Regions from separate parts of the Homo sapiens genome. Here all the other regions are linked to region 2. Evidence: read pairs that join two places in POLR2A ChIA-PET (ENCODE). Cell type or tissue: OCI-LY7. All regions are shown on one strand.

The links. Peaks named below come from ENCODE experiments on the same cell type or tissue, not always from the same donor. Only the 100,000 strongest peaks of a DNase experiment are listed, where the experiment ranks them.
Region 1: POLR2A ChIA-PET joins it to region 2 with 11 read pairs; 3 of 35 experiments call an interaction of 5 or more read pairs at or near these places.
Region 3: POLR2A ChIA-PET joins it to region 2 with 12 read pairs; 3 of 35 experiments call an interaction of 5 or more read pairs at or near these places.

What each region holds. Positions count from the first base shown.
Region 1 is chr2:174,467,553-174,470,052 of GRCh38, reverse strand. It overlaps GPR155 (G protein-coupled receptor 155), which reads left to right. Exons shown (of 16, transcript NM_152529.7): 5 at 986-1,141. Among named protein-coding and RNA genes, the nearest start is that of GPR155, 18 kb to the left of the region's middle. In OCI-LY7, no CTCF peak of the experiment used is centred here; no DNase peak of the experiment used is centred here.
Region 2 is chr2:174,633,700-174,636,199 of GRCh38, reverse strand. It overlaps a transcript of WIPF1 not described here. Among named protein-coding and RNA genes, the nearest start is that of WIPF1, 37 kb to the right of the region's middle. RefSeq lists enhancers at 1,312-1,401, 1,412-1,461. In OCI-LY7, a CTCF peak has its summit at 1,197; DNase peaks (open chromatin) are centred at 1,239, 1,569 and 2,409; H3K4me3 peaks cover 1,508 bases; H3K27ac peaks cover 1,752 bases.
Region 3 is chr2:174,501,596-174,504,095 of GRCh38, reverse strand. It overlaps the pseudogene RPA3P1. Among named protein-coding and RNA genes, the nearest start is that of GPR155-DT, 15 kb to the right of the region's middle. In OCI-LY7, no CTCF peak of the experiment used is centred here; no DNase peak of the experiment used is centred here.

The DNA.
Region 1 (2,500 bases), 170 kb after region 2:
CTGTCTCTACTAAAAATACAAACATTAGCTGGGTGTGGTGGTAGTTGCCTGTAATCCCAGCTACTTGGGTGGCTGAGGCACAAGATTTGTTTGAACCCAGGAGGCAGAGGTTGCAGTGAGTTAAGATTGCACCACTGTACTCCAGCCTGGGTGACAGAGCAAGCAGCATTGTTTTTTATGAGAATTTGATGCCTATAAGCTATCTCATTATAAGAAATAGGCATCATGTAACATAATGTAACAACAGTCATTTAATCTGGGGTCTTTAGTCAGCCCTGACTTTTTTTAATCAGTTTTTTTAGTTTTAACTATTTTATTTCTGTACTTAGACAGAAACCTAAAAATTATTTACAGAAAGGTAACTTTGAAATTTTGAAGAAAAAAATGCCTATTTTATCATTGATAATTTCAAGCACCAGATGCAAAATACTGCATAATAACTGCAGCAGATAGCTAAAATCAATTGACACCAAATTATTAACAGTGTCTAAATGTATTGTAAATGGTATCTACAGCATCAGAGTAAATGATTTTTAAATATAATACAAAGGAACTAAGTTGTTTAATGGAGGTCAATTCTGTTATTTAATCTGTAAAATAAATATTTGCATGGTAATTTTCTTTTTTTGAATTCCTTTTCTTTTTTGCCACATAGTTTGTGAAACAGGTTTATTTATATCATTGCTACAGTTTATTTTCTAGAACTTAGAGGATAACTAACCATCAACAGTAAATTTCTAGTATTTATTATGCGTAAATATAAATTAAGCATAGATTAGAAGAGGAACCAAGGTAACTCAATTGTATTTTGTATTAAGGATTCTCAGAAAGGGGAAGTATGGTATTGGATAACATGCTGGATTTTATAATGTCTTTACTGTGTCTCATTTTTATTTTAGAATGCTTTAGTGTGCCGTGGTTATTTAAAGTTTAAAATACTGTTTAATTGAGATTGTAACTCCTCTGTTTGATTTCATTTTTGCAGATAACCTCAGGGATGGTGATAAGCACATTTGTGTCTGCTCCCATCATGTACGTTTCTGCCTGGTTACTGACCTTTCCCACTATGGACCCTAAGCCATTGGCATATGCCATCCAGAATGTTAGTTTTGATATAAGTATTGTCAGCCTGATCTCCTTGGTAAGTACGTTGCATCCCAAAATGAATGGAAACCACAGAATGAGTTTTGAGAATAGACTGTTAACAGAAGGGATTTAAAAATCTAGTTTCTTATGAAATAAAGAAAGCTAAAGCCTGCCCATAAAATATAATGTCAGCCTTCTGATTAACTGAGTTTTGTTTTTCTATTTGGGAGTTAGAGTTCTATAGCAGACAAGACATGAGATTTAGTCACACCTGGATTTTATTCCTGGCCCTCTCACAAACTAGCTGTATGCCTCTGTGGAGTTACCTTAACCTCTCTAAATTTCTGTTTTCCAGCATAAAATAATGACAATAATTTCACATATTTCCATGGGTTTTTTAAGGGGTTACATGAAATAATATATGTGAAAAGCATTCTGCAAATGATGAATCACTATAGAATTCCTAGCTGTTCTAGAATCATGGGGTCAGAAGGTATCTTTGAGTTCAAGTCCAACCGCCTATTTAATGTTAATGAAACTTTTGGTTACTTCTCAAACTGAATATATCTAACTAAAATTAAATAATTAAGTATATGACAGCTAGAGTATCTTACAGATCAAATGGCCTATTGAATTCATGTTAGTAAAACTACAGATATTCTGGCTGAAAAAAAAGACAATGTGTACAGTTAATGGAGGTGGGGGTGAATATGTATATTGGTAACAGATAAATGTGTGATTAATTTTAAAGAAATTCCACCTCTGTCACATGTTCTTAAAATCTACTACACCCATTCATAACAGGGCAGTTTGGGGAAAGAGACCATATACATTTCAGTTGGCAATGAGGAAAGAAGGAAGTCGCCAGGATACTTACCTGGCCAATACGTAGGTAGAATGGAAACCCAATCCTTTAAAATATGAGGAATGTGATCTGGCACCGTGGCTCATGCCTGTAATCCCAACACTTTGGGAGGCAGAGGCAGGCAGATCACTTGAGGCCAGGAGTTCGAGACCAGCCTGGCCAACATGGAGAATCCCCATCTCTACTAAAAATATAAAATTAGTCAGGCATGGTGGTATGCATCTGTAATCCCAGCTACCTGGGTGGCTGGAGGCACAAGAGTCACTTGAGTCTGGGAGGCAGAGGTTTCAGTGAGCCGAGATCGCACCACTGCACTTCAGTGAGACTCTGTCTCACACACACACAAAGAATAAAAAATGAAGAATGTAAGATGATTAATCTTAAAGGTGTGTGGTATGTGTTGTTTGAAGTAAAACAGCCTGGCATTTAGATACCCCATGAGACAATATGTTGGAAATAGAAAAGGAAAAAAACTTAGAATAGTGCATTATTATAACTATCTCCCACTAAAGCTCCTTCCCTGAATAGTTGTCTGTGACCCTGTGTCCC
Region 2 (2,500 bases):
CCAGAATGTGAGACTTCTAAATACATTCAAATTGAGTCATCATCATTTTTCATCTATGTAGTATTTTGTTTTTCCAAAGTTCTTACAATTTCTGACTCCAAGATGGCAAAATTGTACCATTATTCCTATGTTAAAGTTAATGCCATGTCTACTATAGCTTGGACAGCCATTTTGACTCAACTGTCTAATCTAAATGTCATTTCAATCAGAAAACCAGCCATCAACTGTCAAAATGGTAAAAACAGTTATGTGTGTTTTCAAAGCCAGAAGTGCAATCATGTGGTGAGACTTCAGGGTTTTACTGTTGTCCACAGTTCTGAGTCCCAGGACTGGTTTCCTTACTCGGTATTCTCCCATGGAAAACTTCATCGGGGAATTATAGGGTAATATTTTCAAGACTTGGAATATGTCTACAGTTACCTTTCTAAAAAACAAACAAAAAAATCCATTTAAAAGCATTTTTTTAAAAATAATCATGCCAGGGTAGCCAAATAGAAGCAACTTTGGGGTTTTTGCAGAGTCAAGTCTTATAAATTGTGGAATATTCCCCTTGGTCCAGGAGATCATTTGACTCCCACACACCACCACTTCCTATATCCACAAATTCCAGTATGTTTGGACCCTCCTGATGGCTGAGAGAATCACAAAAAAAAAAAAAAAAAAAAAAAAACAAACAGAAGGCACCAGTGAGTAGAACAAGAAAGCTAGATATGGTGCCCTTGGGCTTGTTGCTTAGTCCCTGCTCCAGCTCTCCTCCAGCCTCTCTAGCTGTACAGGGCAGAGAGGGTCACAGCCGGCACTCTTCTGGTGCTCTTGTCAGGCCACCATCAGAGCCCCCATGGCCAGGACTCACACGCTGCCAGGAACCCAGCACCATCCTGGAGGAAGATGATGCCCAGCCCTTTCAAGGGAAACCAAAATGCTGGCATATTTTGGAGGTCAGCAGGAGGGAAATGTCTCCCAGTTATTTAGCCCTGGAAGGCTGAGAATACAGTGGTTTTGTTTTCCGAACCAACAATTGGGGCACACTGTCTGACAGCATGACCACATGTGAACTTGAGAGAGTCCCAGGAAATTCAGGGTGTGTAGCCATGGTTGCTGCAGGATCCAGAAATATGAACCAAGGCCTGAGTGTGTTCCCTTGATGTTGGTGCCCTCCAGAGAGGAGTGTGGGGACATCCTGGGTGCAGCACTGTCGAGGGCCCTTCCTCAGCTGCCCTGAGGGTGGCAGTCCCAGGGGCTGTCCTAATGACAGCAGAGCACCCAAGCCCCAGGCTCCTCTGTGAGCGCTCTGCCCCTTCTCAGCTGCTGAACTCCAGTCTCAAGATAGGTGACCCTGGGGCTCAAGACTGTCTCTCCCTTCCCCCTTCAGGTTCCTTTGGAGTCAGGAGTGCCTGGAGTCCAGGCATGACTTCCCCCTGGCTTATCTCCTCTTTACCTGTGTCCTGGGAACACCTGAAAGAAGCTGGGGGAGACAATCATTTCTGCAGACACAGGGTTACCCCCATGTGAAGCAAGCAGCAAATTGATCTTATCACATGCCTCTGACCGGTTAGGGAGGCGAGTCAAAGAAGGTGCAGTGAGGAAGTATAATGTCACATGCAACATTTACAGGAAACTGGCTAGAAGACAGCAGGGGAACTCGAGAAGTTGGTTGTTTTCAGCAGATTAAAACAATACAGGTTAGTGCTTTTTGCCCCCTGGAAAACTTTTCGTAGCCACTCTAAAATACCTAATTCTCTTTCCTTGAACTGTCTTTAACGATTTCTTTAATGTGAAGAACTTGCTTTTTGGCTTTGAATGTAAGAGCCAGCGCACAGCTGTTAACTGCACGTTGTTAGAGGAACAAACGCTGAGCCATTATGGTGAAAATGAAATTCTCAGAATCTCTTGCTTCCCTGTTTAGAACTTCTCTGCTTCTGAAAGAACAAAACTTCGGATGTTCTTTAAATAACTTATTTCGTGGAATTCAGCTAGGCCTCTTGTCATTTTTACCTGTTAATGTAAATGTGAAACGGGACAGATCAGCCTGTGTTTGCAGACATCTGTGGGGCATTCAAAGGGTGTTAGAAAATACAGAAATACTGTGCATAAAAACGTGCTTGCGAGGTTATATGCAAAAGTTTGTTGTTTTGTGGGGTTTTCATCTCATAAAACTCATCTTTTGGCTTGTATTTCATGTTAAAATAGTATGTCATTATAAATTCTTAAGTTTCCTTTTTTTATTTTTTCTACTGTCCTCCTTCCCCCTTTTCTTTCCTTCCTTCTTTTACTAACACAAAACAGGAGTAGAGAAGCAGCAGTAGGGACAGCTTGAATATGAGACGAGGAAATCCTTTTCCCGGCACCAGAGTTTAAGGAGCAGGCACAGCCCAGAGCAAAGCCCAGCAGGCCGTGAAGAGGCCGTGAGGTGTGACGGTTGCCAGAGCTTTATGTCTTCAGCCTTGTGCTTCCTAGAGAAGAGTCTGCAAAAGAGCCAGAAAGACGGCTAGAGGGTTGG
Region 3 (2,500 bases), 130 kb after region 2:
GCAGTGAGCCAAGATTAGGTCACTGCACTCCAGCCTGGGCAACAGAGTAAGACTGTCTCAAAAATAATAACAATAAAAATAAAGTCTTTTTATTATCACTCTGGTTAAGTGAATAACTATTATTTTATAATGACCCGTGATTCTGTTTCAATAAAATGTTTTGAGTCTTTTAACATTTTTTGACAAACAGTCTCAAAAATCAAATCCTAACTTAAGCCTCTGACTTAGATTTATTGCTGGGACCTTATCAGAACTATAAAAATCACCCCAAGGTTATAGAATCTTTCTATAGCTTCCAATTAAGATAAACTTTAGTATCATCACCTCCAGCCTGATGATTAGACATCAGTTGAGAGATTCCCTCCATTCCCATTAAATAGGGTCTTTATCAAATATGTTAACTAGCTCTTGTGCTGTTAAGTTGAAGGGGTGTGACTCCTAGGTACTCCTATGTCATCTCAAAGGAACACTTGACTCCTAGTAAATCTTAAATGTCAATACTGTTATCTGGCAGCAAACTTAATTTAACCAAAACCTCATCCTCAGACCTGAGAGATGGTAACAGCCAAAAGAAACCACTTTCATGTTACACTTGTTAAAACAAGTTTAGCCTAAAGCTGCCTCCTTACATATTTTAAGTTTGGCCTAAAGGTTTCTCTGTATATTGTGAACAAACAGAGGTATAAACAGACTGTAGCCTATACTTGTGCCAATCACCGAGTTTTGGGCAATCAGATGTAACCAACTGTTCAACTGTTCAAATAAGGCCAACTGTTCAAATAAGGCAAATGCCAACCTGTAACCAATCCAGCTTTTTCTCTACCTCACTTGTATTTTCTGTGCATCACCTTACTTTTTCTGTCCATAAATCTTCTTCCACCACGTGGCTGTGCTGCAGTCTCAGAGCCTATCTCATGAGGTTGCCTGATTCGTGAATCATTCATTGCTCAATTAAACTCTTAAATTTAATTCAGCTAAAAAATTTTTTTAAATCACACTGGACAAGACCTATATTCAAAAGCATAAATACTGATTTAATAATTTTTCCTCGGCTGGGTGCGATGGCTCACGCCTGTAATCCCAACACTTTGGGAGGCCAAGGCGGGCGGATCATGAGGTCAGAAGATCAAGACCATCCCGGCCAACATGTGAAATCCCGTCTCTACTAAAAATACAAAAATTAACCAGGTGTGGTGGCACACGCCTGTAATCCCAGCTACTCAGGTGGCTGAGACAGGAGAATCACTTGAATCCAGGAGGCAGAGATTGCAGTGAGCTGAGATTGCGCCACTGCACTCCAGCCTGGCAACAGTCCTCTATCCAAATTAAAATCATTGTTCTGTGCCTTAATATTAGATAATTTAAATGTTTACTTGTTGTTTGTCAGTTTCCCTTTCCTGTCATTGTCAGAGCCAGGCAGGGCTTATGTCCTTTTGTTTTGTTTTCCACAGTAGAAAAAACAGACAAACAAAAACCGCTTTTTCTTTTCTTTTCTTTTCTTTACCATTTTAGTTTTTATTAATAAAATAGAAACCTAAACTCAGACAACTGCTTTGTTCTTGCATATAATCTGACCATAAATTGGAGTAGCAATTCTTTATAAAAGGACTTAGGTGAGACCTGTCAATATATCAGTTCCATCAAAAACTCTAGGCTGGAATACCTTAAAAAGAGCAAATTAAATATGAGAAAGCACAGAAATCTCTCCCTCAAACAAGAGGGGCTTCCTTTAATAGTCTTTAATATAGCTCATTTGCAATCATATGAAAATCCATCAAGATCAATTATGATGCACAATCCCTAAAGGATAAAACTGAGGAAACTCATGGATAATTTTCACAGCTTCATTGTAAAGTCCAAGATCAAAAGGATGGTTACCTCTTTAAACTGGACATAAGTTTACACATGATGGTGGCCTTAGCGGTTACTCTTCCAACCACTTCCATAATTCCAGAGATTTCTTCATCAAGGGGTTCCATCAGTTTGATGGTTCCATTTTTTCCTTCTCCATCTAAAAGAACAAACATTTTTCCAGTGGGATGAATCTTTTCCAGCCTCCCTACGAAGCAGACAGGCTTATCGATGAACTGAGCTAGCGTGCCAGCGTTGATGCGCAACCTGGGCAACTCCATCATGTCCACCATGATTATGGTCCAACACTGCAGTGGATGGGAAAACCACGAAAAACCCCTTTTTCTTTTTGAGCTATTTATAGCTTACAAAATTGGGTAAAGCAACAAATACTACCTTTCTCTCTGTACCTGAAAGCTCCAAAATTTAAAACTTATTTAGAATCCCACTGGGCTGAATCTACTTTCATTGCTAATGTCCCACTGCTAAAACTTACCTCTAGGGGAAATATAAGCACCTTCCCTCTAGGCAGGGATTACTGCGGAAGCAGTGGGCATGTGGGATTGTAAGTATGGATTATGAGGGACAGAATTAGTTCAGAACCTCCACATCAAGGGTGGGTATGCAGATGCCTAAACAGCTGACAAAA